Regions from separate parts of the Homo sapiens genome. Here region 1 is linked to region 2. The links are chromatin loops, found by intact Hi-C in ENCODE. Cell type or tissue: adrenal gland. All regions are shown on one strand. Links, peaks and the distances in the headings refer to the core of each region. The heading gives the core; the rest is flanking DNA.

Region 1 (12,916 bases), core at 2,221-10,220, 99 kb after region 2:
ACCAGGGCATGGAGGGAAAATGGTAACTGATCCCTTACATAGTATAAAGGGGTGTGACTTTTTCTTTTGGAGGGAGAGGGTGCCGCTTGTTCCCATTACCCAACAGGATTTGGAGGAGAGTTGTTTAGAGAAGGAGATTAGTACAGAGTCACTATAAGTCATTTAGCCAAAATGATAAGTCCAAAATTTTTAAAAGGCAAAAATCTTTACTCGCTGATAGAGGGGAGACTTAGCTTTCAAAACAGGCTGCAATAAAGACAGCATGAGGACAACTGAATCTGTCTCCTTTTTCTTCCCTCCTTTTTCTGTCATTCATTTAAAAGGAAAACAAAATTCTTTCATTTTTGTTTATATTACATGAAAATCTTGTCTAAAAGAGAAAGCCAAATTGCATCTTTGTACTAGTTTTCTATTAATGTTAAATCCAATTCTTAGCAAAACCTTATAAACAAATCTGTCCAATCTTTATTAGCTTGACCATAGGGTAAGATTTCCATAAACCTCTTATAACCCTTTATCGTTTTCTGTTAAACAGCAGATTAATTATCTAAGAAAACTATTATCTGGACACACGGGCCCAGATTCTGGACCTGCATTAGTGTGCTTTTATTTCAATTTTCAACCTATGGGAAAACTGAATAATTCCCTTCAAATCTTAGCCAGCTTTTTTATACCCACAGACCTTTTTACAAGATCAGCCCTCCACAACTTACTATCTAACTTGCTTAAACCTTCAGTTTTATTCCATTACTCCTGTAGGTTAGGCCAATCCTTAAAACCTCTGAGCAAGACAAAATTACATTCCCTTTAACAAAAGCCATATTTCCATGCCTTCTTTTTTTTTTTTTTTTTTTTTGATGGAGTCGCTCTCTGTCGCCCAGGCTGGAATGCAGCGGCGCAATCTCGGCTCACTGCAAGCTCTGCCTTCAGGCTTCACGCCATTCTCCTGCCTCAGCCTCCCAAGTAGCTGGGACTACAGGCGCCTGCCACCACGCCTGGCTAATTTTTTGTATTTTTAGTAGAGACGGGGTTTCGCCATGTTAACCAGAATGGTCTAGATCTCCTGACCTCGTGATCCACCCACCTCGGCATCCCAAAGTGCTGGGATTACAGGTGTGAGCCACCATGCCCGGCCTATTTCCATGCCTCCTTATAACCTCCCACCAAAAACATATTCTACTTTCCTTCTATACTTTTCATGTAAACTGTTTCTCCAGCAGTCTCAAGTACATGTTACAATGTTAACTCTCAGCAACTTTTATTTTTGGTGAAAAACCTGATGAGTAATTTTTTTTTTTTTTTTTTTGAGACGGAGTCTAGCTCTGTCATCCAGGCTGGAGTGCGATGGCACAATCTCGGCTCACTGCAACCTCCACCTCCTTGGTCCAAGCAATTCTCCTGCCTAGGCCCCCAAAGTAGCTGGGATTACAGGTGCCCGCCACCACGCCCAGTTAATTTTTGTATTTTTAGTAGAGACAGGGTTTCACTGTGTTAACCAGGCTGGTCTCAAACTCCTAACCTCGTGATCCCCCTACCTCAGCCTCCCAAAGTGCTGGGATTACAAGCATGAGCCACGGTGCCTGGCCCTCATGAGTAATTTTAACCATGTATAAGATTGCAGAACTCAGGACAAGCTGCAGATAATGTCTGACTCTTTCCAGACTAGCCAGGGGACCAGGCTAACACCATATGTCCCCAGGCCTTACCTAGAATCTAATGGCTATAAAACAAACAAGTCAATTATTAAAAGTCATAGAAGCAGTTTATGGCCTTAAAGCATCTGACAAACAGTATCTGACTGCCTAATTTAGTTTAAGTGTGTGAACTTTGAAGACATCTTTTATTTACCTTACCAATAATCTTTAAACTGGCTTTTTAAAAGAGTCGTATTAGAGTCACGTGACCTAAAAGGCATTAAATTTTTATTTTTCTGACAATATGTTTAAGTGCTTATTTTTCTTTAAGCCAATTAGAATTCTTTTATATAAACACATAAAAATACACAGACAGAAATGGAGAATTAAGACAAAATTCTATCAACTGAGAAGTTTTTAGAGCAAAAGCAGGGGCTTTAAAAACCAATATCTGTACACATGCAGACCAAATATAAGCTTTAAGTTGATTTCTAACTATTACCAGATTTCAGTCAGGACAAATGGCTAGTATTTCTGGCTTTTGAATCTTTTACTAAAGGTAATTTATAACATGATATTAGTAAGCCTTAACTAAGAAGAAGCCTTTTTTTTTTTTTTTTTTGAGACGGAGTGTCGCTCTGTCGCCCAGGCTGGAGTGCAGTGGCGCTATCTGGGCTCACTGCAACCTCCGCCTCCCAGGTTCACGCCATTCTCCTGCCTTAGCCTCCCCAGCAGCTGGGACTACAGGCGCCCGCCACCGCGCCCGGCTAAATTTTTTTGTATTTTTAGTAGAGACGGGGTTTCATCGTGGTCTCGATCTCCTGACCTCTTGATCCGCCCGCCTCGGCCTCCCAAAGTGCTGGGATTACAGGCGTGAGCCACCGCGCCCGGCGCAGAAGAAGACTTAAACACAGACACATGAGCTGTCTCCAAAGAGACGGTCAGTGATTTACAAGATCTAGAATTGCCCCAAAGGTAATTCAGAGAAAAGAAAATTTCAAGACAGGAAATCAGAAGCTGTTCATGGAGGGGAAAAGAATCAATAAAGGGCAAAAATACCACAAGTATTAAACCACAAAGGACTCACATTGAAAGACAAGAATTGAACGCATTGTGAGAGGGCAAAGCCTTAGCCACTTATCTACAGCACAAGGTGACTGCTGTTTTTTCCAGAAGGAGTTTAAAGCATTTTCAAGCTTGCAAAGGATTTTAACTGCTCAAGATAACTTTCTGAGACTAGCCATGTTGTTGTTATGCATCCTTCTTTTAATTTAACCTTTTTCTTTTATTGGTCTACCCAGTTCCAATAGTGACCCAATCTAAAAGGCTGTTAACATCCAGATAGTAATTTTCCAGGTTTTTACCATATAAGCAAAAGGTTATTTCCAGAAAGGGGTAGAGGAGGTGTCTCCATGACAGACAGCTTTTGAACTCAAAAGGGAAATTTATAATTTTACTTGCTGCCTCCAGAGTTGCCCTTGGCTTTGTTTTATTGATAATGATGTTTGATTTGGAAGCCAGCTGGAGCAGAGACCCCTACCCCAGCAGAAGGCCATCAGGGGTGTCTGATGGGATTCTGTCCTGGGGGCCCTTCAGCCCTTAGGGCAGTCCCATTTCCAGTGGCCAAGCTTGTGGCCGAGGGGGCAAACTGTGTAAGGCTTTTCCCCATTTGTCCCATTGGGACAGTTTGCCTTTCAGTGGCCTGGCCTTCTGCACTGATGGCAGTTACCTGGAGGATATTCTGAGGGCAACCCAGACTGGGCTGGGGGCTCATAAAGCAGCCAGCAGTTGAGCCTGCCTTTTCTCCTTGTGTTTTCTGTGTTTTTCTTTCCCGTTAGCCCTGTCCTTTTTATTCTGCTCTCAGTTATAAAAGACTGAGGAGGCTAATTTGAGAATTTCCTGCAAAGGGGCCATGCTGTTAATATATGACACAAGAAAATTAGATGTGCCCTATTTTTTCTGCACCTCTGAGCTTACTGTCTGTCTGGCTTTTTTAAGTTTTAATTTCCAGGACTTGAACTCGCTGCCATGTCCACTAAAGAAGGAAAGATCTTCGTGGGAGGGCTCAACATTAACACCGACGAGCAGGTGCTGGAAGACGACTTCAGCAGCTTCGGGCCTGTCTCTGAGGTGGTCATTGTCAAGGAGACTCAGTGGTCCAGGGGTTTTGGTTTCATCACCATCACCAACCCAGACGCCATGAGAGCCATGAACAGAGAGTCCCTGGATGGTCACCAGATCCGCGTGGATCATGCAGGCAAGTCTGCTGGGGAACCAGAGGAGGTGACTTTGGGGCCCATGGGCGTGGTCACAGCTACTCTAGAGGTGGTGGGAACCAGGACTATGGGAGTGGCAGGTATGACAGTTGACCTGGAGGGTATAGATATGGATATGGACAGTCCAGAGACTATAATGTCAGAAGCCAGGGTAGTTATGACTGCTACTCAGAAGGAAATTACAGAAGCAATTATGACAACTGAAATGTGACATGTGCACATAATATACACAAGGAATAGCTCTTCTGATCCAGGATTGTCCTTCCAAATGGCTGTATTTATAAAGGTTTTTGGAGCTGTACTGAAACATCTTATTTTATAGTATATCAACCTCTTGTTTTTAAATTGAGCTCCCAAGGTAGCTAGTTAAAGATCTTTTAGACAGCTCCATCTTTGTTTAAAATTTTTTCTCCTATTTAAAGACAAATTATGGAACATTTGTAGGGTCGGAGTATTTTTCTTTTTGCCAGTTTTTTAGTTTGAGCTGTCAGGATTATTGGATCTAGCAATAATTGGTTCTGACATTTGACCAGACTGGTTTTTGAAAATTAGTGTGTATCCAGGGACATTTAAAAAACCTGTACACAGTGTTTATTGTGGTTAGGAAGCAATTTCCAAATATACCTAGAAGAAATCTGCATCAAGAACATGATTATCTAGGGGTTTTCTCTAATTCAGATAACCAAACTGATTATATAGAAGAGCCGCTTTAAAATGTTTGCAAATGTCTTTTTGTAATACTGGAAGAAAAAATATTGTTTTGTCTCATATAGTGCTTAGGATGTCCTTCACAGAGCTTATTAAAAAGTTGAAACCAGAAAAAAAAATTAGGTGTTTCTTTTTGAGAGTCTGAGAGTTAAATTTGTCTTAATGTTTTAGGATGTAGCCCAGAGGTGAGTCTGAATAAATAGATGGGGTTTGTCCATGTTGGAACTGGAAAACAATGAGCCACTGGAGGGTAATGTCTGCTGGGGACACGAACCACACTTTCTTTAGGGGCATCCTGCTGAGGAAAAGGGTTCCACTTACATTGCAGAGGGATACAAGTACACTTTCTAAAGGGGCATCCCACCCCCATTAGAAAGGACCTTTCAGCGCTGGCACCTTATGCTGGGTGATCAGCCCAGGCATGAGGAAAAAGGGTAAAGAGAGAAAGACAGCCTGCTGCCAGCCCTGGAGAAGGAACAGGAATGGGGACACTCACTGCTCTGAGGCCACTTGAGATCACCTGATTTGGGAACATCCAGAGCAGGATGTCTGGCTGTCTTCATGGGAGAATTTAGAATTTAGAGTGAGAAAGAGGGAGTCTGAGTTCCCCAAAACATGTGTGCCAATTGTGCCACACAAAGGGATTGGGGACTTTTAACCAGAAAGGATAGGAGAGGGTCTTCCTCCCTTCTGGGTAAGGCAGCCAAAGTCTTTCACCCTCTGGCCTTCAGGCTACACCAAGGTGTGGGCCTGGCCAGTTGTGATCAATTGCCAGAGGGATGCTAGAGTTTGTCTGCTGGAAGGCAGGAAAGGAAAGCAAACTCTGAACTCTTACCTGATCAGGCAGTGGTGGTCAGACATCTTTTCACAGGGACTTTCTGGTCTGCCGAGGAGTGGCCCCGGCTGGGGACCTTCAGCTGTCTCGGTGCTTGGATGCTGTCACCAAGAGGTCAGAGTTGGAGGACAGGAAAGGGAGTGAGTAGGGGAAGAGGTCCCCGAACAGTCCCTGTACGGGCCACCAAAACATCACAGGTGTGACTATCTGGGGCTGGGCTGGTGTCGCAGGTGGTAAAGGAATTTACCAAGATAGTTGTAGGTAAAGAAAGGCAGATTTATTAGAGAAAATATGAAAATACATTGCAAGATTGCAACAGGTAGCACAGCAGAGAAGGGCTGTCTGCAAAAAGGCAGGGGCTGGAGGGAAGTTTTATAGGGTTGTGCTAGAGGGGGCTGCACATAGAGGTCATCTCTCAGAACAGTTGTTCATTGTTCTTCCCCACCTGGGGCCCTTCCCCACCCGAGGCCCCTTCCTCATTGTTGCTTACTTATCAGGACTCCACAACATTTTCATATTCTTGAGGCAAGATTCTGTCCATGAAGAGAGGAAAGGATAAAGAAAATGCAGTATATATACATAATGGAATGCTCTTCAGCCTTAAAAATTCATGAAATCATGTCATTACAGCAACATGTATGGACGAGGTAGGAAAAATGCCCCAGAGAATCCACACCAAAGTTTCCTCCTCAGCATCTGCGCCCACAGACAGGAGCTGTTTCTTCCCCGGGATGTTGCCCCAGGTCCTCCTGAAGCTGCCATGGTGCTCCCTCAGGAGGGTCCTGAAGGAACTGGAGCTCTTCTCCTCCTCACAGGCTGAATAGTATTTCTTTGTGTATAAGTACTACATTTTCTTTATCCATTCATCTGTTGATGGACACTTAGGTTGCTTCTATACGCTGTTGTGAATAATGCTGCTTGTGAATAATGCTGCAATAAACATGGGAGCACAGATGTCTCTTGCACATACTGATTTCATTTCATTTGGATATATACCCAGTAGTGGATTTGTGGCAACATGGATGAACCTGGAGGACACTATGCTAAGTGGAATAAGCCAGATACAGAAAGACAAACATGATTTCAATCATGTATGGAATCTAAAAAAGTTTATCTCACAGAAGTAGAGAATAGAATAGTGGTTACCAGAGGCTGAGGAGGGGAAAGGGAATGGGGGCATAGGAAGCAATTAGTCAAAAAGTACAAAGTGACAGTTAGAAGGAGTAAGTTCTGGTGTTCTAGTCACAGTAGGGTGACCATGGTTAACAATATTGTATATTTCAAAAAAGCTAGAAGAGAGAATTTTGAATGTTCTCACCACAAAGAAATGATAAATGTGGCCGGGCGCGGCGGCTCACGGCTGTAATCCCAGCCCTTTGGGAGGCTAAAGTGGGCAGATCACTTGAGGTCAGGAGTTCAAGACCAGCCTGGCCAACATGGTGAAACCCCATCTCTACTAAAAATACAAAAATTAGTAGTGGTGGTGGGCACCTGTAATCCCAGCTACTTGGGAGGCTGAGGCATGATCATCACATGAACCTGGAGGCAGCAGTTGCAGTGAGCTGAGATGGGGCCACTGCACTCCAGCATGGGCAACAGAGTGACACTCCATCTCAAAAAAAAAGAAAAAGAGAAAAGAAAGAAAGAAATGATAAATGAGGTGATGGGTATGCTAATATCCTGATTTGATTTGTTGATTTTTACACAACGTATACATTTATCGAAACATCACACTGTGCCCCATAAATATGTAAAATTATTATGTGTCAATTAAAAACATTTTAAAATGTCTGCCCTTTATTTTTTAAATTATATATAATACATATATATATAAAGCTATAACATATATATATTTCAACACCTTTTGGGATACAAGTGGTTTTCTGTTATATGGATGAATTATATAGTGGTGAAATCTGAGGTTTTAGTGCACCTGTCACCAGAGTAGTATACATTGTACTCAATACGTAGTTTTTTTATTCCTCACTCCCCTTCCACTTTCCCTGCTTTTGAGTCTCCGATGTCCATTATACCACTCTGTAGGCCTTTGCGTACCCATAGCTTAGTTCCCACTTATAAGTGAGAATATACTGCCCTTTTCTTTACATGTACTTTCTTTGGAGAGATTGTTGGAATTCTCAGAGCAAGAGAATCCTCAGCTTCAGTTATCATCTCTATGAAGAGGAATCTAAGAAAGAGTGTATGTAAGGAAAAAGGCAAAAGCTAGAGGAATGTCTGTATTTAGCAGTGGGAAGATGAAGAGCAGTCAATGGGAAATGGTCAGAGTGGTAGAGAGAAAAACAATGAAGATAAGGCAGTATAAAAGAAGATGAAGAAAGAGTAGTCATTGCATCAAAAACTTCAGAGAAACCGGGAAGGGTGAGAACAAAGACTAGAAAAAGCTATTAGATTTGTTGACTCACATGCTTTTATTTTTCTTCACGAAGTATTTCAGTAACATTATGGAAGCAAAAGCCATATTATAAAAGTTTATTTGTTAGTGAAATTACAGATTACAGATTCCTTTTCCAAGAAATTTAATTGTAAGGGAAAAGACACAGTACATTGCAGCTTGAAGTGGTACTGGGGGCAGGTACCATCAGAAATACATCAGAAATAACCAACTTATATTTACTAATGGAGAAGAAGAGGCCACTGGGAGAGTAGGATTGAAAATGCAAATTGAGGAAGAAATAATGGTGGGGTGATACCCTGCAAATGTGGGACAATCAGTGTTTGAGACTATAGGAGATGAGTTCTAGCAAGATGATTAGAGGATCCTTTCTTGGGGAAAAGAGGGAAGGAAGTAAAAGAGATTTTGAAAATAGAGAAGTTAAGAAAACTCCTAAGGTAGCTTCAAAATATTCAGTAAAAAAGGCAAGCAAGGCCGGGCATGGTGGCTCACGCCTGTAATCCCAGCACTTTGGGAGGCTAAGGAGGGTGGGTCACCTGAGTTCAAGAGTTCCAGGCCAGCCTGGCCAACATGGCAAAACCCCGTCTCTACTAAAAATATAAAATTAGCTGGGTGTGGTGGCAGGCGCCTGTAATCCCAGCTACTCAGGAGGCTGAGGCAGGAGAATTGCTTGAACCAGGGAGGCAGAGATTGCAGTGAGCCAAGATTGCACCATTGCACTCCAGCCTGGGAGACAGAGCAAGACTCCATCTGAAAAAAAAAAAAAAAAAAAAAAAAAAGGCAAGCAAGGTCAAGAGTCAAAGGAGCAGTGTTGAAGTTGGGAGCTTTAAGAAAAAGGAGTTTTGAAACAGTTATCTTAGCAGATAAATATGCATGGTAAATGGTAAACAAGCGGCTGAGCAGCTATGAAGATCCAGGCTAGAACAGTGATTTTTAACTACTCCTTTAAATCAAGGACTGTCTTAGACCGTTTTTTGTCCTGTATGATACTTTGTATCGAACAAGCACACACTAAATATTGTTGAATTGATGCTAATTTTTTAAAGTTTGCTTTTGAATGAGAGGAAAAGACAAGAGAAAAAAAGAAAACAAGGAAAGTGAAAGCAGGAGAGTGTTTCAGCTTTCCCAGGGCATGGGAATCTCAGAAGCACTTTGCTTGTTTAATGACCTTTACCAAGTCACCTTTTCAATACTGGCTTCATTTCCCAGGCAAAACAGGGGAAATAATCTCTGCCTCCTTATTGTCTTCCAAGAATATCATAAGCTCTTAGTAAAATAATATTTGCATACTCTTGGTTGCCTTATAGACAAGAAAATATTTAGTTTCCTCATTTTTATAGATTTGCTTCTCTTCTCTAGGCTGTTTATTATTATAGATTGGTTAGCAAAAGTTTGGCCTGTTGACATTGATTTCTAGACAATAGAAGGGGAAATAAGAATATGAGCAATGAAAATTTGTGACAAAAATAAAACAGAAAAATGAAAGGAGAGGATGTTTGTTACTTTCAACCTACCAGTCAATATCATTGTCTTTAAATATCTCTTGGAATTTCATGCAATTATTCTACCTCATCAGTACACTTGAAGTTGCATTTTAATTTCATGATCAATTTCCAGGAGACAGTTTCTCTTTGTATTTTACTCATAAAGTATAAATAAGCAAAATGATTCTTTTTAAAAGTTAACCAAACAATAGCTTTCTAAATATCATCCATGGCTTGCCAAGTCACCTGTCCAAGTTTCCCTATGCTGAGGTAGATCACATGTGTATTTTTGATCATTAATAAGAAGCCACCCCTTTTCTCCTCAGCCAAGGCTAGAGGCCAAGATCAGCCCTCAGGGATCATCATCAGGACTGCCATGAGCTGAGCTGCCTTGTTTTCCTGCCGCAAACATGTGAAAAGAAAGAAAAAAGAAATAATAATAATAATAATAATAATAATAACAATAATAAGGCAGTTTTCCTTCTGGCTCTGGGTTTGTTGTTATTTTGTGTAAGACCAATCCCTCCCCACTTTTAAAGGGAATTATTTAACCAAAAAACTCCCTAGCATCTTTTCTGTGACTCTGAATTCATAATATTGGTTATAATGTATGCTTTAATGTTAGGCAGGTCCAAGTCTGAAGTATCGATTATAAAATTAACTGTAGGAAATCTGGCCGCAGCCCCAGTGATAGTCACTGTATTAGTTTGTTCTCACATTGCTATGAGGAACTACCTGAGACTGGGTAATTTATAAATAAAAGAAGTTTAATTGACTCATGGTTCCACAGGCTGTACAGAAAGCATGGCCGGGAGGCCTCAGGAAACTTACAATAATGGCACAAGGGCAAAGGGGAAGCAAACATGTCTTCAGGAGGAAAAGAGTGAAGCAGGGAGTGCCACACACTTTTAAACCATCGGATCTTGTGAGAACTCACTGCCATGAGAATAGCAAGAGGAAAATCTGCTCTCAAGATCCAGTCACCTCCCACCAGGTCCCTCCCCCAACACTGGGAATTACAGTTCAACATGGGATTTGGAAGGGACACAGAGCCAAACGGTATCAGCCACCCTTATGCAATAATTTTAAAGGAAGCTTTTTGGCAATTGCTGTGCCATCATTTTTTCCCTAATCCTTTATAAATAGAGCAATAGCTAATTGTCCAACTATTTTTTAAAATGTCATGATAGAAAATTTTAAAATGTACTTGGGTTTAGAATCATTTTGACATTTTTTCTGTGGGGGGCGGGGAGACTGGATCTTACTCCATACCCAGGTTGGAGTACAGTGGCGTGATCATGGCTCACTGCAGCCTTGGACCCCTGGGCTCAAGGCATCCTCTCATCTCAGCCTCCTGAGCAGCTGGGACCACAGGCATGTGCTTCTTGAAGAATTGCTCTTGACAAAGAACTTTGTTTTGGTACCTACTAACTGCAATGTAGTACTAGGAGGATACTCTTGAATATACATGTCAGAGTTTACATTTTTAAAGTTTTCTTTTTTAAAATGGGTGCACAAGTTTTTTGAGTCTGCATTAGATTTCAGGGTTCCGGCCTGACACAGGGTTCCAGAGATGCAGCTGAAACATGTGCTGAGTCAGCGTCAGCATCCATGTGCATAACGACATTTCCCCATCTGCTCTGTGGTTGCTGTTGCCATATGCCCTTGATTTTCCTGGCTCCTCTTAATTTCAGTTATTGTAAATTTTTTTGGTTCCATAACTTATGTTAAAAATAGATTCTAATTCTCTGGTGAATTTCTATATCTTTTTGTCTATTTTCTTGAACATTTTAGTCAGTCCTTGTTTGCTAATCTAATACACTGATTACCTGTGGGTTACTTTCTATTGTCTATTTTTTCTCGGCTTTTGATCATATGACTCTGTCTTTTAGCATAATAAGTTTGGATATTTCTTCAGTATTAAATACTGAGTATAAAATATTGAGTATAAAATAATTCAGCATTAGTTTGAGTATTCAGCATTGCAGTTTCCCTTTATTAGAGTTGAGAATGTTTTTATGTTCTCAATTTTTACTCTTTTATAAGCAGAGGAGATTCTACATCCTCTGCTGACATTCATTTGAAGCATTAAAACAAAATCCATGAAAAGTTGGTCTCAGTCATAGTTATGCTTCACTGAGTTAAAACGACATCACAAATCACAGAGGCTCCATTATATTTCCTTGCCTTAGGTGCTATAGTCACAAGTGGTATATGAGTAGTTATTTAGAAGGAATGGAATGATGTCAGCAAAATACCTTAAACAGATACATTTCAGACTTTCTTCACATGGTGAAAAATTGAAGAGAAACAACAAGTCTTTTGCTCACAAGATTTTTAAAAAAACATAGTTTCCCTAAGAACCAAACTGGCCTTTCTAATTTATTCTTTACATGATTACAGAGTCAAGGTAGAACACAAAGTATGAGAATATAAATTCTTATGATCATGAGGAATCATTCATGGATCTTCTATTGTGTGAGAGGAATTGTGTAATGTGATGGGTCCTCAGATATCTTGTTGTTTTTTTTGTTGTTTTGAAATGGAGTCTTGTTCTGTCGCCCAGGCTGGAGTGCAGTGGCGTGATCTTGACTCACTGCAATCTCTGCCTCCCAGGTTCAAGCGATTCTATTGCCTCAGTCTCTCAAGTACCTGGGACTACAGGCATGAACCATCATACTTGGCTAATTTTTATATTTTGAGTAGAGATGGGGTTTCACTATGTTGGCCTGGCTGGTCTCAAACTCCTGATCTCAAGTGATCTGCCTGCCTCAGCCTCCCAAAGTGTTGGAATTACAGGCGTGAGCCACCATGCCCAGCCAGGTCATCAGGTTATTTAAGGGTATATGTCTACTGTCTGAACCCTGAAGCCTGGGTGGTGAGCCACGGCTATGGTGCCCAGCCAAGAAGCAGGTATCCCTGAGAACCTACCAAGAAAAAGTCTCATTGCTCAAATGCAGGAGGCAAAGAGCCAGAAAATTAGCTTAGAAGGAGCTTAAAGACAGGTGGTAGTTGTGAATCTCTAGAGCTCTCCTGCAGCCATTCAGGAGTGCCCTGCATGTAAGTCCTAATAAACTCATCTACTTGTCGAGTTGGACGTCCGAGTCATTCTTTGTTCTCTCGGCACCTTCCTAATTTGAATGGGGAGCAGGGTGGCAGGGCTTATAGTCCCAAGTTTTTCTCATAACAGGCTCTGTGCATAATTAACATATAAATGTACCAAGAACCCTTTTGGCAATCTGGTGAAATTAATGGACCACTTAGAATGTTTCCAGATATATCAAAATAAAATACACAGAATTACAGAGTAATCCCATGATATTGAAATAATGTTATCACATATTTTAAAGGTAAAATTTGTGAAATATTAATATCTATGCTTTTTAACTTATTAAATAACAAAATCTAATGGCAGGCCTAATGTTTGTCATAATTTTGAATTAGTAATGAGCATAAACTATTTCAAGACAGTTATGTTTGTAAGGTAGGACAATCTTAGTGATTTGTATTGGTAACAAAATCGCAGGTACAGCTAGTACTACTGAGGATTTCGATTTTTTGAGGAG
Region 2 (12,916 bases), core at 3,056-11,055:
CACTGCAAGCCGCCTCCCAGGTTCACACCATTCTCCTGCCTCAGCCTCCCAAGTAGCTGGGACTACAGGTGCCCGCCAGCATGCCTGGCTAATTTTTTGTATTTTTAGTAGAGACGGGGTTTCATCGTGTTAGCCAGGATGGTCTCGATCTCCTGACCTCGTGATCCACCTGCCTCAGCCTCCCAAAGTGCTGGGATTACAGGCGTGAGCCACCGCGCCAGGCCTCTTGACTCTATTTTGTTAGGATTTGATATAGGTGACTCCATTTTGGTACTGACAATTTTCCCAGTAACTATATATATAGCCGATCATATAGCTGAAATACAGCCTTCTAATGCCATCTAATTTCTAAATATTATGCTGTTGTAGGAAAGCCCTCAAGTATGAACTTTAGGCCGGGCGTGGTGGCTCACGCCTGTAATCCCAGCACTTTGGGAGGCCAAGGTGAGTGGATCACCTGAGGTCAGGAGTTTGAGACCAGCCTGACCAACATGGTGAAACCCTGTCTTTAGTAAAAATACAAAAATTAGCTGGGCGTGGTGACGTGCACCTATAATGCCAGCTACTTGGGAGGCTGAGGCAGGAGAATCATTTGAACCTGGGAGGCGGAGGTTGCAGTGAGCCAAGATTGTGCCACTGTACTCCAGCCTTGGTGGCAGAGCAAGACTCCCATCTAAAAAAAAAAAAAAAAAAAAATAGAATGAACTTTAGACCGGGCGTGGTGGCTCATGCCTGTGATCCTAGCACTCTGGGAGGTCAAGGCAGGCAGATCACCTGAAGTCAGGAGTTTGAGAGCAGCCTGGCCAACATGGCAAAACCCCAACTCTACTAAAAATACAAAAATTAGCCAGACATGGTGGCGGGTGCCTGTAATCCCAACTACTCAGGAGGCTGAGGCAGGAGAATCATTTGAACCCAGGAGGTGGAGGTTGCAGAGAGCCAAGATGGCACCACTGCACTCCAGCCTGGGCGACAGAATGAGACTCCGTCTCAAAAAAAAAAAAAAAAAATTTATGGAGGCTCTTCAGATATTTTTCTTTCACCCAATCTATTTACTAGCAACTTGAGGACTAGATTTGCCCAAACATATGCAGGACATCTGCCTTGGGCTTGCCCTGTGGTGTGGGATTATGTGTCCTATGCTGTACAGGACCAGAGTGGAAACCATGAGCAGCTGTGGGGAGACCCGGTGCTAGTGGAGTCTTGGGCCAACCTGAGGGCAGCTACAGACTCATTCTGAGTCTTTGTGAAGGCTGCTGGCAGTAATCTCCTTTAGGTGCAGCACAGAGCTTCTCCCACCTTACTTCCAAGGTACAGAGTTTCTTTAGGGAAATGTTTCAAGTTTCTTTAGAGAAATGGGAAAGAGTGTGACGGGGGAGGGGGCTTTAGTCCACTGTTGCATTACTATAAAGAAATGCCTGAGGCTGGATAATTTATAAAGAAAAGAGGTTTAATTGGCTCACAGTTCTGTAGGCTGCACAGGAAGCACAGCGCCAGCCTCTGCTTCTGGGGAGGCCTCAGGAGGCTTACACTCATGGCAGAAGGCAAAGAGGGAGCAGGAATCTCACATGGCAGGAGCAGGAGTGAGAGAGAGAGTGGGTTGGGGGGAGGTGCCACACACTTTAAATGACCAGATCATGTGAGAACTCACTATCCCTAAGAGCACCAAGCCATGAGGGATCCACACCCATGACCCAAACACCTCCTTGTGTAATATAGTAAGTATTCTCCAAAACCAAAACAGAAACTGGCCTTTCAAAAAAGGTCAAGTCCACTATTTTCCCTGTCTCTTAGGAGCTGCAGAGTCTCACTCATCATGGTTCTTGTTGACAAGAAAATCCATACTCTATAAAATATTTGAAGAGATTTATTCTGAGCCAAATGTGAGTACCATGACCCATGACACGGCCTCAAGAGGTCCTGAGAACATTTGCCCAAGGTAGTTGGGTAACAGATTGGTTTTATACATTTTAGGGAGATAGAAGACATCAATCTATACGTGTGAGGTACACACTGGGTTGGCTTTCAGGTCGTAGGTAGAGTTAAAAGATTTCCTGATTGGCAATTAGTTAAAAGAGTTAAGCTTTCCCTAAAGTTGAAGTCAGCAGAAAGAAATACTTGGGGTTAAGATAAGGGGGGTTGTGGAAGCCAAGGTTCTTGTTATAGATGAAGCCTCCAGGTAGCAGGCTTAAGAGATAATGGATAATAAATATCTCTTTTCAGACCTTAAATGGTGCCAGATTTAGTTAATCTCTTTGGGGTTGAGAGGGCCTGGAAGGGCAAATACCTAGTTACATTAATTGAGATTCTTTACAGATGCAAATAGTCATTTCAAAATATGGGAAAGAAACATATTTTGGGGTAAAATATTTTGATTTCCTTCTTTATTGGTCATGTGATGCTATACTAGAGTCAGGTTGGATTTTGGTATCTTATTGTTAAAGAAAGAGTTCATTTGGTCGGTCTTAAGATCTGTTTTAATGTTGGTCAATTGTGTCTAAATTCTAAAGGGAGGAGGGTATAATAAAGCATGTCTGACTCTCCTTCCTGTGGTCTGAACTAGTTTTTCAGGTTTCTTTGGAATCCGCGTGGTCCCATTCAGCCAGTTGTGGGGCTTAGAATTTTATTTTTGGTTTACAGAATGTTTCTCGGCATCAACTTCATTCTCCTCTTCACCAATATCTAGCTGCTGACTTCAGCTGTAGTCCCTGATGGCTGCCCCAGCCCTGAGCCTACCTCCCCGCATGTGACCTTTCAGCTCATTTCCTCTGTTAACTGACCCAGCCTCTGTGTTTCCCAAACCCCTTCTTAGAAGAGAGCTGATTGGCTGAGCTCCTTCTTTCAAGTGACCATACCAGCAGGAAGTTGTCCAGTAGGCAACTGAAGCACTGGCCTGGGACAGAAACTCAACTTTGATGCATGAAATTATGTTTTATGGAGGGGGATGAGGGCCTGTTTAGAGCAGAAAGATCTATGGGCAAAGAAGAATCCCTTAGAAGGAGATGTGGGTAGGCAAAGGATAATCAGCAATTGTAGTTCAGTGCCTAAAAGTAATCTGTTCCTCACTATGTTTAGTCGGTATGTTTCTTACCATGGAGGTAAAAAGTGTGGGACATTCAATAACATGCTTGGGCCTTCTGTGTGCCTGACACTGTGCTAGGCATGGAAAAGATATTTCCAAGGTCGTTGGTAAAGGTTGTGGGGTGAAAAGAGCTAAAGGGAAGATGGAGACAACTTCCTGATGACTTGGGCTTCGCTTCTCACTCACATATAGGAAAAATAATAGTGTACATGGTGACCATATAGCAATAGCATAGGTAAAATAGGCTTTTATGGGTTTTTTTTCTGGGATTCTCCTTACCATTTACACTTTTCTATGAGAAAATAGTTCTCATGGCTTGTGTCAAAAAAGAAAAATATACTTCTTTCTTAAATGCACTCAAAGACTATATTTGCAGGGGCCGATGGGAGAAGAAAAGATGAACAGTCGTTCCGTTTGGGCAGGTGTTAGAGCCTGGAGCCTTTATTGCCCAGGTCATGCGTGAATATACATTTTTTTCTTTTTCTTTTCTTTTTTTTTTTTTTTTGAGACAGACTTTCACTCGTGTTGCCCAGGCTGGAGTACAATGGTGCTATTTCGGCTCACTGCAACCTCTGCCTCCCAAGTTCAAGTGATTATCCTGCCTCAGCCTCCCAAGTAGCTGGGATTACAGGCATACACCACTATGTCTGGCTAGTTTTGTATTTTTAGTAGAGATAGGGTTTCTCCGGCTGGTTTTGAACCCCTGACCTCGGGTAATCCACCCACCTCGGCCTCCCAAAGTGCTGGGATTACAGGCATGAGCCACCATGTCCGGCCGTAAATTTTTTCAATTGATACATATTAAAAGCCTAACAGGTACTCCAGAGGGGTTCTGTAAAATATTTTGATGTTTACAATAGCTTCTCATACATTAAAAGTTTATAAATTACTGACCAAGCATAATCCACTTGCTATCTTTGGTATGGAATCAAGACTATTTTCAATCTATCATTATTTAAGTGGTCAGTACTCAGTGGAGGGGTAGTCAGAGGCTCAGAGAGTGCCATGTCGAAGAGTAATATGTTGGAAAGTGTCCCTAGCCAGAAATGTGGACTGGTTTTGGGAGTGTGAAGACATACAAGCAAAACCTTTTGGCTTTTGGAAAAGTTCACAAATAGATAAAATATTGCTTTACCTTATTGAATAGTCTTTTGTTCCTAAAACATATGTTCACATGTGAAGACACATATAATATCCATCATTCTTTCAACCACCCAACTATATGGTTCATATTTTTCTCCACGTTACTGTTAAGGAAATTCAGTTTCTCCATCTCAAAGAAAAATGTTGGTAACTATAGGAGCTGGGTATGAACCCAACTTTTTCCCAGGGCCTGGGATCTCTGAGCAATTGGTTACTTCTTCTGATTTGACTGAAGTTAAGTAAACTTACCAGTAGATAATACTTCATTGTGACACGTATTATTAAAGGGAGGGATTTCATGACTGGAACATTTTCATCTATTCATTTCCTTTCTGAGTTCTTTAATTCCACAGAGAACAGAAAATCTCTTCCCTGCAGATCAGTTAAATCCATGTAACAGATTTCAGTAAGCATGACTCAAAGGATTTTTAATTAAGAAAGCATTACAATATAATTTGTTTTTGAAGATGGAACTGTGATCTCCCACTAGCAAAATTAAATGATGAGAGACAGCCAAGGAGGCAAGCACACACACTCACTCAAAGTCAGCAATTTGGCTTTACGTGAGAACAGTGTGTCCTTTAAAAAATCCAGTTCGGGTAGGTTAGATCCAATTCTCAGGGCAGGGGAGGGGATCATCTCAACAGAAAGAGCTATCTTCTCTGTGGCTCTTTGGCCTACGTAAAAGTGAAATAACATCCGATGTGGAAAATCAGGAGATGTCTTCATGTCAGTGGCCCCTGAGCATCCTCCTGGGAACTGTGTGCATTGCAGATTATCTGTGGTTATAGTTCTGGTCCAGCTAGCTCCCTACCGAGCTCCTCGTCTCCCAGAATCTAGCCAGCCTGTGCTCAGGAAATTCAGAATAATTTTTGCTATTAGCACCAGCAAGACTGAATTGAAAAGGTAAATCTGCTAAAAACAAAAACAAACAAATAAACGAAGAACATAATGTGATCCAAGTTAAATATAACTTTGGATTAAATTTTTAAAAATAGTTTATATGCTTTTCTCTCACTGCAGCATTTAGTGTTGATTCCACACTCTTTCAGGAATCTTGCTTCCCTCTTGTTGTGGCAACACTGTCATTCCTGGGTTTCCAGTCACTCCTCTGATTGCTCGTCCTCTGTCTTAGCTGACTTCTTTTCTTCTTTCTAATCCACATCTGTGGGTGCCCTAGTGCTCTTTCTACAGATCCCTCCTTTTCTCACAATGTATGCAATTTCTTGAGAGCTCATCTGTGGTATACAGCCTCCAAGTTGGCTCTCAGAGATCCCACACCCTGGCACTCACACTCTTCTGTGAGTCTCTTCCCACATCACACCAGGGTTGGTCTGTATTACCAATGGCATTGGCAGAAGTGACAGCTTGCCACTTCTGGGATTAGATTAAAAGACTGTGGCTTCCTTCTTGGGCTGCGCAGGCTTTTCTCCCTATGATGGATCACTGACTGGAGGGGAAGCCACATTGTAAACAGCCCATGGAAAGGCCCTCCTGATAAGGAACCAAGGCCTCCTGCCAACATTAGCATGAGTGGGCTCGGAAGTGGCCCCTGCAGCCCAGGTACCTTGACTGTAACCTCATGAGAGACCCTGGGCCACAACCACCCAGCTATGCTGCTGCAGGACTCCTGGCCTATAGACATTGTGAGGTAGTGAATGCTTGTTGTTTTAATCTGCTAAGTTTGGGGTGTAATCTGTTATATAGGAATAGATAAAACACATCACCTATTCTCATGTCATCCACTACAACCTCCAAATTTAATTTTCTGGCTTTGGATTCTTCACTTGCATTCCAATTCAGGATTCAACACCGTCTGAATGTCCTGCTCAACACAAAGCCAGTATCTTCTTCTCAGATCATCTCCCATCCCCAACGGCTCTATTTACATCCTTTCCAAACCTACTTCTCCTCTCAGGTACCCTACCTCCTTTAATGGCATTATCTTACCCCTGGTCATAGAGCCAGTGTCGTTGACTTGCCTCTCCTTTGCCCTCATGTATAAGCAGCTGCTGAGTTTGGATGTTTTTGCCTTCAGAATGTCTCCCAGCATTTCCTACCTCAAGCACATTTCTCCCCCAGCCTCCCAGAGGCTCTCCTCAGTTCTGCTCTCTGCTGCCAGGCTAATCTTCTCCATGCCCTGCTTTCCCTCTCAGTTGTCTGCTTAAAAAACCCAATAGGGTGGATCCCTATTGTTTAGAGAATGGAATCCTAACCCTGGTTCATTGAAAGGCATCTGGCCTCAAAGTCAGAAGACCTAGCTGTGAGTCACAGCTCTGCCACTTGGGTAAGCTGGAGAACCTTAATCTATTTACCCTTTCTGAATCTCATTTTTTTCTGTCTGTGAGAGGGGTCATAATCACCTCACTGTTTACCACATAGGGTTGTTAGAGGGTTCAAATGAGAGAATGAATGCAAAATCACTACTCCAATTGCTACTTGAGGCACTTATCACCATCACCACCTCCACCCCCACCATATAATTAGAAGCCTGGAAAGGTAATAAGATTCCCTGAAACAATAGCCTTGACTCCAAACAAGCCCATCTTCCTCATGCTGCTCTCCAGCTTCTCACTTTCCTCCCACTTCTGGTGCCTACTTACTCTTCAGAGTTCAGCTCAGTCTTTTTTCAATGCATCCAAAGTTATTTTATTTTTTTTGAGACTGAGTCTTGCTCTGTTGCCAAGGCTGGAGTGCAGTGGCACGATCTCTGCTCACTACAACCTCTGCCTCCCAGGTTCAAGTGATTCTCCTGCCTCAGCCTCCCAAGTAGCTGGGACTACAGGCATGTGCCAGCACACCTGGCTAATTTTTGTATTTTTAATAGAGGTGGGTTTTTACCATGTTGGCCAGGCTGGTCTTGAACTCCCGACCTCAGGTGATCTGCCCCGCCTTGCCCTCCCAAACTGCTGGGAGACCCTGGGCATAAGCCACCACGCCCGGCCCAAAGTTGTTTTTTTAATGACTTATTTTTTTGAGTGAAGTCAAAGGCTTCAACACACACTCTGTCTTTGTTCTTAAAGACGGTGGCAGACACCTCTCAACTTGCTCTTGAATCATTTTTCATGCATCAGTCTTTTCACCTCAACAGGATTGCAAGTTGCAATGAACTTTATATTTTGGGTGATAATTATTTCTTACCGTGCCTTTCATTGCGCTGTGTACTTTATGTGCATTATGCGTTTTAACCTCACTGCAGTCCTGCAAGGCAGATGTTTTTATCTCTAGCTTATTGGTGAGAAAGCTGAGTTTCAGAGATGACAAGAAATTTGCCCAAGGTCACACACCTAGAAAGTTGCGGAGCCAAGATTTAAACAGATGACACCCTGGCTCATGACCTCATGCGCCTCTTCTATGCCACATGCTTTCCTTGCTCCTGCACCTTGGTCAGGTGTATATTACAGACTCCTTAGTCATTGACATTGGCTATGTGTATGTGGCCAAAGCCAAAATGGAGGATATGACCAGAGAAAAATAAATCAAAGGAGAAAAAATAAAAGGTAATATCTAAGGGATATTATTTATTTTAGATGGAAAAAACTTAAGGTGTTTATATGCTAGAGGGAAAGAGCCAACAGAGCAGAAGAGGTGCAAGTTATGATGCTAATAATAGCTGACATTTATTAGGCACATCCCTGTGCCAGGAGCCATGCTGAGCACTTTACCAGGATTACTTCACTAATCTTTCATAACACTCTTATAAAGTAGGTACTATTATTATCATAATATTTTACAGATGAGAAAGTGAGCTTTATCCAAGCTCATGCAATGGGTGGTAATTTAAAAATGGGGCGTCTGAACTGCTGTGCCTAGCAATGAAGAGGTAGACGCCTTTCTGGTGTGGAAGCCAGGCTTCTGTGTGACCAGCACCCAGTAAATACAACACCCAAGTGCTTTATTGACATTAATTAATGATGTTTATAGTATCCTTTCGGGTAAGTCTGTATACATCCCCTTTTTAAAAGTAAGAAAACCAAGATTCAGGGGCTAGTTACTTGCTCCAAGTCTTTTTCATGTTTAACATGAATTATAATATATGTGGGGGTCTGTATCCTGAAAACATTATCAACCTTTGTTTCTAACACTTCTCATCTAGTGAATTGGAATGAGAATTCCTAGCTCAGGAAAATGATGCACTTGGAAGCAGTCACTTGGGATATTTGACTCTTCTGAAGAGGCTTGACTTTACTCTTGTGGATCTGGCAACTGTACCTTTGCTTCCGACAGTGTAACGTTTAGTCCCACTTTATGATAAAGGTATGGTACCGTTTTACAACACATCTCACTGAATAAGACAACTAATTTGCTTCCGACAGTGTAACGCTTACTCCCACTTTAATGATAAAGGCATGGTACCGTTTTACAAAACATCTCACTGAATAAGACAACTAAATTTTTGTATTTTTTAAAACTATTATGACCGAATATTCTGGTTTAATTATATGCATTTAAAAAATAATCACTCAGTATTATACAATTGAAAATAATGTTGAAAGAGTATAGGAAATGTAATATAAGCTAGATGAATGAGAAGCTTGGAGAGAAAAAACAGATCACAAGTAGAAAGACAGCATTTTTAAAAAATTATTATTTTTTTTAAATTTATAGAGATGGAGTTTCACTCTGTTGCCTAGGCTGGTCTCAAATTCCTGGGCTCAAGTGACCTTCCTGCCTCAGCCTCCCAAAGTGCTGGGATTATAGGTGTGAGCCACTGTGCCCAGCCAGTCAGCATGCTATTAATTTTATATTTAGTTGATCAGCAATGTACATGTTGGTTCCCATTTTATAAAGCACTGTCCTCTATATACTTCATTTGCCTTCACAACAATTGGTATATTAGCTGGAAATGCTTTCATCTACAAGTAACAGAAAACCTGATTTAAACAGATGGAGGTTGTTTTCCTCATTCAAAAGAGGCCTGGAGGTGGCATTCTGGGACTGGTGTGGGAGGACCAACAGTGTCTTCAAGGATCCAGGCCTCTTAGACCTTCCACGTCACCACTCTTACCACGTTAGCCACTTACCCTCATGAATGTCACCTCATGGTTGCAGGACAGCTGCTCCAGATGTTACACTTGTGTTCACGACTGGAAGAAGGAGGAAGGGAAGGAGCAGGCACCAGGACATCTTTGCTTTTATTAGAAGGCAAAAGCTTTCCCAACAGACTTTCTTTTTTTAATATTTTTTTTTAGAGACAGGGCTTCACTCTGTCACCCAGGCTGGTGTGGAGTGGTGTGATCATAGCTCACTGCAGCCTCGGACTCCTGAGCTCAAGTGATCCTCCCGCCTCAGCCTCCTGAGTATCTGGGACTTTAGAAACATGCCACCATGCCCAGCTAAATTTAAAAAAATTTTTTTGTAGAGATGGGGTCTTGCTATATTGCCAAGGCTGGTCTCAAACTACTGGGTTCACGCAATCCTACTGCCTTGGCTTCCCAAAGTGCTGGGACTACAGGCGTGAGCCACCACACCTGGCCCTCTCAACAGACCTTTCATTGGCCAGAACTGTGTTACCTGGCCATCCTTACTTTAAAGGAGAATGATAAAGCAGTTATTCAGCATTTACAGCCTGTCTGTAGTGGAGATAGGCAAGAGAGAAGCTCACATATTTACAGATGAGACAGCTAGTGTGCTTTCTCATTACTCAGCACAAACCCAAGTCCTAGGATTCCCGCACCTGTGTTATTTCACTATACTACTCAGCCTCTCTAAATTCTGCCACAGGAAAGTATATGTCAAAAGGAGGACAACTCTCAAAAATATATAGTAATGGGGGCCGGGGGCAGTGGTTCATGCGCCTGTAGTTCCAGCTACATGGGAGGCTGAGGCAGGAGGATCGTTTGAGCCCAGGAGTTCAAGTTTGATGCTGCAGTGAGCTATGATCCGGCCACTGCACTCTAACTTGGGTTACAAATTAAGACCCTGTCTCTGAAAAAAAAAAAAAAAAGTATAGCAATGGGATACATTCTATTAAGAAATGGATCACTTTTTAAATTAATAATTTTATATTAATGTATGATATCTCTATTGTTGTTTAACAAAAATAATGATTCCATTTTTATAGATTAACACCTAAGCTTTAAAGAGATTGATTGAAGCATTATTATTGCAAAACACTGCAGGGAAACCCACAGGTGTTTGTTTGTTTGTTTGTTTGTTTGTTTGTTTGAGACAGAGTCTCACTCTGTCGCCTAGGCTGGAGTGCAGTGGTGGGATCATGGCTCATTGCAGCCTCGACATCCTGAGCTCAAGTGATCCTCCCACTTTAGCATCCCAAGTAGTTGGGACTACAGGTGTGTGCCACCATACCTGGCTGATTTTGTTTTTTAAAGTTTTAGTAGGGACAAGGTCTCTCTCTGTTGCCCAAGCTGGTCTTGAACTCCTGAGCTCAAGCAATTCTTCCGCCTTTGCTTCCCAAAGTGCTGGGATTACAGATGTGACCCACTGAACCTAGCAACCCACAGTTTTCAACAACAGGGTATTGGTTGAAGAAACTGTAGCATACCCATATCCTATGAAATAAATAGACGTAAAATTTCAGAATAATATTGTTATTTACAATATTTTGTTAAATGAAATAAGTAAATTATAAAACTAGATATGCAATGCCACCCTACACTTTTAAATATATATTATCTATATAAAAGCTAGATATAAATATAGCAAAATGTTCATAGTGATTATATTTAGATAATGAGAATATATGATATTTTGGCTTCCATCTTTGTATTTTTTGTAATATAATTTTTAGGAGTCAGGTTTATTGAAGGGTTATTTACATGTAGTAAAATTCACCCGTTTTAGGTGTATGTGTTTTGACTAATATGTACAATAATGTATCCACTACCGTAATCAAAATACAGAATATTTCCTTTGTCCCTAAAAGTTCCTTTGTGCCTTTTTGTAGCCAATTCCTTCTCCCTAGTCACCGGCCCTTGGCAACCACTGATCTTATTTTAGTCTTGACAGTTTTGCCTTTTCTGGAATGTCATATAAATAAAAACATATAGACTGTAGCCTTTTGTTTTTGGCTTATATCAGTTGGCATGAGTGCTTTTGAGAGTCAGCCATGTTGTTGTATTTACAAGTAGTTCGTTTCTTTGTATTAATGAGCCGTATTTCACAGCATGGATGTACCATAATATGTTATCCTTATCCTTTCATGGGTTAGTGGACATTGGGTTGTCTTCAATTTTGGACTACTTACATCAGCTTGCTAGTGCTGCCATAACTAAGTACCACAAACTGGGTAGCTTAAACAACAGAAATATACTGTCCAACAGTTCCAAAGGCTACAAATCCAAAATCAAGGTTCCAGCAAGGTTTGTTCCCTTTTTTTTTTTTTTTTGTAGAATCTTTTTTATTCAGAAAAAATAAAACAATCCTCCCAAAAAAGTTTTACAACCACACAGAGGAGGGGTATGGGTAGGGGAAGGTGTCTGGCCATCAGCCCTGTACCCCAGCCCATGTGGTTTTGGCAGCAATAAGGGGTGTGGGGTAATGGCCCCCAAAATAAAATGGTGTATGGGGAGGGAAGGGATACAAAGCTGTGGGGAGCGGTGAAGGGCAAGGGACAGACGAGGTCAGTACTGGGAACGCCGAAGGTGGGAGGCCATTTCATAACATTTCTTGTTGATCAAACCACCGTGGACACCTTCTTTGCCCATCAGCAGGACTAGCGTCTTGTCAGTCTTGGTGACAGTGACATTGAAGGTGGGGGCTCCACCGGTACTCTTGGTATACGAAGATCCATGCAAAATTCCCCATCCTGCAGCAGTGAGTCCCGGATCACCGAACATTTCTGGCCCCCAAGTGTCAGCCCATTCACAAAAAAACTTGACCTGTCTTTGCCAGCCAGGACACCAACCTCAGCTGGCGCGATGTTGGCGAAGGTTTTCCCGGGGACGGCGGCCCAGATGGAGGGCGAGTCCTTGTAGCCCACGATGGCCACGTCCTGACAGGTCCCGTCCGCCATAAGGTTGTCGATGTCGGTGTCCACCCGGCCATGGTCATGATGTTGTCAATGTAGGCGTCCACCCGGCCATGGCGCTGCTGCTGGGGCAGCGGGCTGGGCTCGGGCTGCCTGGGCTGGCGGGCGGTGGGAAGCGGAGAGCTCGGGGCACGCGCTGCCGTCTGGACCGTGGCTCTGCTCGCTGTGCAGCAGCCTTGTACCACTACCTGTTTGTTCCTTCTGAGGGTCATGAGGGAAGGATCTCTTCCCGTTCTGTCTCTTTGGCTATCTTTATGTTTACATAGCATGCTCCCTGTATCTGCGCCTGTGTTCACATTTCTCCTTTTAAAAAGACTCCAGTTGCCGAGCTCAGTGGCTCACGCCTGTAATCCCAGCACTTTGGGAGGCCGAGATGGGCGGATTATGAGGTCAGGAGATCGAGCCCATCCTGGCTAACGCGGTGAAATCCCGTCTCTACTAAAAATACAAAAAATTAGCCGAGCGTGGTGGCGGGCGCCTGTAGTCCCAGCTACTCGGGAGGCTGAGGCAGGGGAATGGCGTGAACCCGGGAGGCGGAGCTTGCAGTGAGCCGAGATGGCACCACTGCACTCCAGGCTGGGGGACAGAGCGAGACTCCATCTCAAAAAAAAAAAAAAAAAAAAAAGACTCCGGTCATACTGGATTAAAGTCCCACTCTACTCCAATATGGTTTCATGTTAATTAATTATATCCGTAACCAC

The links. A loop is a pair of places that touch in the nucleus more often than their neighbours do. Peaks named below come from ENCODE experiments on the same cell type or tissue, not always from the same donor. Only the 100,000 strongest peaks of a DNase experiment are listed, where the experiment ranks them.
Region 1: it touches region 2 in a loop (2.1-fold over the local background); 1 of 110 quality-filtered maps calls a loop at or near these places.

What each region holds. Positions count from the first base shown.
Region 1 is chr1:171,758,412-171,771,327 of GRCh38, forward strand. It overlaps the pseudogene LOC391136 and the pseudogene LOC124900454. Among named protein-coding and RNA genes, the nearest start is that of METTL13, 17 kb to the right of the region's middle. In adrenal gland, for the core only: no CTCF peak of the experiment used is centred there; no DNase peak of the experiment used is centred there.
Region 2 is chr1:171,658,707-171,671,622 of GRCh38, forward strand. It overlaps the pseudogene PFN1P1. Among named protein-coding and RNA genes, the nearest start is that of MYOC, 12 kb to the left of the region's middle. In adrenal gland, for the core only: no CTCF peak of the experiment used is centred there; no DNase peak of the experiment used is centred there; H3K27ac peaks cover 882 bases.